Linked DNA regions of Homo sapiens: region 2 is linked to region 1. A link is a loop called in an ENCODE intact Hi-C map of the cell type or tissue named here. Cell type or tissue: GM12878. All regions are shown on one strand. Each heading gives the region's core, and the rest is flanking DNA. Links, peaks and the distances in the headings are about the cores only.

Region 1 (2,820 bases), core at 291-2,790:
ATGTTTGCCAGGTGCGGTGGCTCACGTCTGTAATCCCAGCACTTTGGGAGGCTGAGGCGGGCGGATCACGAGGTCAGGAAATCGAGACCATCCTGGCTAACACGGTGAAACCCCGGTCTCTACTAAAAAAATACAAAAAAATTAGCCGGGCGTGGTGGCGGGCGCTTGTAGTCCCAGCTACTCGGGAGGCTGAGGCAGGAGAATGGCGTGAACCCAGGAGCCGGAGCTTGCGGTGAGCCGAGATCGCCCCACTGCACTCCAGCCTGGGCGCAGAGCGAGACTCTGCCTCAAAAAAATAAAAAATTTAAAAAAGTTTATACTTAGAGTTTCCCTTGATTTGTAATTTTCTTGTCACATTTCTAATAACTCCATTTATATAAACATTTCAAGTGGTCTATAATAATTGATAGGATACATGTATTGAAGACCTGAGTTCTGACGATATTATCCTTGTATATCATGGTCTATAACTTTAGCTTATGTGTCATATTTAATCATAATGCCCCTATGTCCAGTATTATAACTAGGAAAATAGCATGGTATTATGAAAAGAGTACCAGATATAGGATCAGATGATATGAAGTCCCAACTTTGCCACTTTCTAGCTAGGTAACCTTCACTTAATTTCTCTGAACCTGCTTTCTCATCAATAACCTGAAGTTAATAAAAATACTTGCTCTTCCCAAATCCTAGTGCTACTGAATGACTCATTATATATGCAAGGACTTTATAAGCTTTAAAGTTCTGTACAAATTATTAGTTATCATTGCCTCAATCACATTGTATGATGAGGAAATGTTTAAGGCCCCCTTTTTCTAGGTTCTTCACCCCAAATAATGATTTTATTTGCCTTATAACTGTTTTGAGGCAATTCTATTTTACTTTTGTTTTTCTGAGCCTGAGAACTCTGATTTTAATAATAGTATTGCTGTATGTGTGCATGAGGGGGATTTTGGACCAGCTATCTGCTAATAATTTGAGATTACACACCTGCTGAGCCCTGCTCACCTTATCATTTATCTGGAATTTTCAATCATTAATATTGTACTTCTAGTTAAGATAGAGATCATTATAAATAGTAAAAATCCCTTCTATAAAATTTGTAAACTCTTTGTGATCATTGAGTAAAAAAAGCAAATGCATATTTTAAAAAGTGATTGAATAACATTTATAAAAGTTGAAAATAAATAGAAAAGTAAAAAAACAGAATCCTACATATTTTCAAAAGGTATATTTACTGCTGCCTTTTTTATAATCTCTTAGAATGTTAGTTTTGATGCTCCATAAATACGGTAAGTTTAATAGCAATAGTTTCCATTACTTACCAATGTATTATATGAATCAGTGTTCTTGTATTAACTTAAAAAATTGATAGCACAGATATATTTCATATAGCCAGTGCATTTAACCTCACACACAAAAAAACCTGTGAAGCGCCACCTATTGTTAAAAATAAGTCATTTCAAATTTCAAACAAAAAATGTACTTGAGTCTAGGAACTGGGTTTTCACAGTGATCACCGCTTTACATTAGTTTCTTTTTTCTTTTGCAATACTGCCATATGGTTTAGAATAAGCTTTTAATAAAACTGCAAAAAAATTCATAATATATATTGGCTACTTTTTGAGGAATCTAAAGACATGAAAAGGCTTTATCTGTCTATAGGAAGTTACAGTATTGATGGAGAAGATAAAGTAGTGGGGACATTGAGTTTTAGCTAATATATAAGAATTAATATATCGATAAAGGTGTTTGCCCTCTTGAAGTAGTTACTTAGAAAAGGTACTTATTCCAATAATACTACAACTGTACAAATCTCTCTTTATATTCATATTGTATAATTGTATGTATATTGTGTAATTGTAAATATATATTTACAATACGAGTCCTTGTAAATATTCCTTGTATTGTTAATATCATCTGGGCTTACATCACATTCTCTCGAAATATCTCAATATTGTATATCAATATTGTATATGGGATATTGTATATATGGTAAATAATCTCAATATTGGAAAATGTCTCCCTTTTCAAAATGGATTTGGATTTTTCTAACACATAAATCAATAGAAGCCATGTGTATGGAGTAAGATGAGTGCTCAGGCTGAGTTAAAGTCTGGGAAGAAAAACAAAGCATCAATTTACATTTTTACATATATTAAATAAGACAACCAGCCTCCTAGAGGAAGACACAAAAGAAAGAGGACAGTGAGTAACAGGGGAAATTGTAAGCAGCTGAGAATAACAGGAATGTCTTCTACTTTGGCTTGTTTCCTTCACTGGCTATGTTACTTTCACAAATCTCTTTCCCTCCCGAATCCCAAATGGTCACCTGTGAAGTGGCTACACTACACAGAATTAGGTTTGGAGATCAAACCTAATTCAGTTTTTTAATTCATACTCTCAATAATTTATGCATTTGTTTAATAAATATTTACTAAGCACCTACATCATGCCAAGGAAGATGAATGCATTATGAACAAGACAGAAAAAGCCCCTGTCCTCATTCCTTATGAGAGTTCACATGTAGGAGGAAGAGACAGGCAATAAACAAACTAATATTTTGTGACAGTAATGGTAAGTACTGCCATGAGAAAATGAAGCTTGGCTGGAGTGATAGGGGTTGAGAGGTGATGACTGCTTTAGCGAGGGTGGCCAAGAAGGGTCTCTCTGAGGAAGTGAGATTTGGGCAGAGCCATGATGAGGTGAGGGAGTGAGCCACTAGTGGGGAAGCAGGAATCCAGCAGGAGAAATGGCCAGTGAAAAGGCCCTAGGAAATATCACGTGGAACTAGGGAGAGGAAACATGGTAAAGAGGAGG
Region 2 (2,820 bases), core at 166-2,665, 270 kb before region 1:
TTCCAGCCTTTCATTTCCAAGAAAGGAATTCTTTGCTCTGAATCATTACAATCCATTTTCCATTCCAAATATATGGTCAAATTAAAATAATAACACTGTCCGAATTGTTCCTCTGCTTCTCTCTTATCATAGCTCCTTAATGGACTTTCTAAAAAACATTCAAGTATTAACCCCTAAAAAATTAACCCCTCTTAATTTCCCAGGTATGATGCTAATTTAGCATTTGGCTTAAGCTTAAATGCCATTCATTTATACAACTATTTCTTGAATATCTACCATGTGCAGAGCACTATGGTCAGGGCTACAGTTATCATGAAGAATAAGAACTAGTTCCTAACCTCAAGTAGCTTATAGTTTATTAGAGAACATAGCATAAAGTAGGACAGGACAGGACAGGATAGGATAGGAGATACCCATGGTAGAATGGGAGCCCCTGGAAGGGCAGCTAACCCATCCCTGGAGAAAGACTTCCCAAGTGGAATATACAACTATGTCTTTAATTTATTCTTTAATTTCTTTACTCAACATATACTCATTTTATCCACTCAAACACATATTGAGCACCTTTTTTGAACAAGATATGGTGTTTTGTTGATTCAAATCACCATAAAGTCTTCTTGCTCAAGGTATACTATCTGATAGAGCATGCCTACCTGTAGTGATGAACAGTTCTAAACACTTCTTTATTTTGTAAAGTTGGCATTTTCAATATAAATTTCTTTTTCCACTGGAAAACACCAATGATATTCAAATAGTACTTCAATGTATTTTGTACTAGTTTTTGGAAAATATTTTATGTTATATCCTTATATGAAGCTAAATAGAAGCTAGTTATACTTTTTCCTTAATGCTTACACAATTTCTTATGCTCTTTAACCAATTTATTTAAAATACTTTTGTTGTCAAGACCAGAACACCACAGAAGAGACTTATCTTATGGTGCTCCCACTTCACTAAGCCTGGGGTCATTTACATGATCCTTTCACGACCAGTAAGGGGAAAATTCCTCTTCCTGAACTTATACCTTTTGAGTTATGGCCTTTCATCTCTTCCTGGTCTTCCCAGTGTCATCCCCTCCTTCACCCCAGCCACAGTCCAACACATCAAGTTTGCTAAATGTAAACATAAACTTTCTATCTTATGAGATCTGTCACAGAATTGTCCCAACTTGTCAACAGTCTTGGGTATTTAAAAAGTTCCACAAGGGGCTCCCTTGTACTACTTTTATTTTGTATCCCAAAGAGGCTTCACTTCTTAGAATTCTGACCTAGTCTCACCTCCCTCTTTCCCCAGGTCTAGGCTGATACTCTGAGATTCCAGGATGTGTAAGCGATCTTTACCTGCATAACCCCAGACCTTCTATTTCACTTCAGGTCAAAAGAGTGGCAGAGCAACTGGATGCCTCCTCAGCCACCACCTCAGCTGGCATCTTCCTGAGGTGTCCTTTCAAGAAGTTTCTGATGAGTCTTTAGTTCTCTTCCAGGCATTAAGTTTTATATTGAGTTTTCTTTTCTCCAGTGTGCTTTCTGGATTCTGTTTTCCCCAGGCTCCTCTTCCTGTTTTCTGTTTATAGTCCACACTTGCTCTGGAGGTACTGCAGCCCTTCCACTGTGGATTATCTCTATCAGGTTCTTTCATGCCTATCCTCTCCAAATGTCATGTACACACCCTGTTATCTTCCCACAATTCTGTCCTCTGAACTCTGGACCTGGAGGTTTCCATCTCTGATACACAACCTCTGACTTACATCCCAGATAATCCTTCCCCTGCAAAGTTCCAGTAGCTATCTGATGACAAAAGGGGGTGGTTTTCTCTCCCAAAGACCATGCCCCTGACCTTTCCCCTTTCTTCCTTCTGGCCATTCATCATACCCAGAGCATCTACTGGGAGCTGAATGCATAGTTTTTCCAAGTGGACCACTATTTTTACTACAATAAAAAAGGACTTTTAAGATAAAAACTGTATCCTGAAATGATGAGTGGAGTTAGAAGGATATAATGTCCTGTTACTTGGCTTTTTGAGGGTTGAGCATCAGCCTCCTCCAAGCCCTCTCTGGGTTAATATCATTTCTTATCACAAGCAACTCTCCTAACCCTGACCCTTGGGGGCATCTATCTTCACTGGTTTCTTCTATGTTCACTTACTGCTGCAGATTGAGTTCTCAATCCACTCCCTGGAACTGTTGGGTCCTCTGCCTTGGCCTTGCCGTCACTTGCTCAGCTTCTATCACAACTGCCTTTCGATCATATGCCCCCAGCATCTCAGGAGCATCCCACATTTATTGGTTCATTCTTAGTTACTCTAATGTTCTTGGCTCTTCTTTTCAATAGAGGTCTTCCTTTTATTTCCCCAGGATATTCTTCACTTTACATCAGTTCATGTTGGTGCCTCTTCTCCCTCCCTCTCTCTCTTCCCCTCCTCATCCTTCCCCCTCTGAAATTTTATTTTTCCTAAAGCTCCAAGCTTATTTGCAACTCTGCTGCCAGCATCCCTAACCTCTTAGGTGAAAAATCATGAGGGTCAAATCAGGCACATTAGTTTGGTGAACTTTCAAACATCCCACTCTCTGGAATTTTGATCAGGGATCTGACTTTACTAACGTTGTTGTTTTGACCTTAATTACATGTGCACTTTCAAGATTCTGTTTCCATTTTATCACATCTAGTTCAAAAATCACAATGTTTTGGAGGGAAGCATATTTTGATGAATTTTATATTATTTTATTTAGAATCCCTTTGCTGTATTCTCATTGTTGTGATCTGAGTACCTGATGTAAAAATCGTGCAGTAGTGTGTGTTCATTTGGAATGAATGAGGAAAA

The links. Hi-C counts contacts between places; a loop is a spot of excess contacts. Peaks named below come from ENCODE experiments on the same cell type or tissue, not always from the same donor. Only the 100,000 strongest peaks of a DNase experiment are listed, where the experiment ranks them.
Region 2: a loop joins it to region 1, with 6 times the contacts of the local background. A loop is called at or near these places in 81 of 110 quality-filtered maps.

Annotation. Positions count from the first base shown.
Region 1 is chr4:123,389,658-123,392,477 of GRCh38, reverse strand. No RefSeq gene overlaps it. Among named protein-coding and RNA genes, the nearest start is that of SPRY1, 5.7 kb to the left of the region's middle. In GM12878, for the core only: a CTCF peak has its summit at 1,433 (motif pointing left); no DNase peak of the experiment used is centred there.
Region 2 is chr4:123,658,360-123,661,179 of GRCh38, reverse strand. All of the region lies in intron 2 of LINC01091 (long intergenic non-protein coding RNA 1091), which reads right to left. Among named protein-coding and RNA genes, the nearest start is that of LINC01091, 9.8 kb to the right of the region's middle. In GM12878, for the core only: a CTCF peak has its summit at 1,210; no DNase peak of the experiment used is centred there.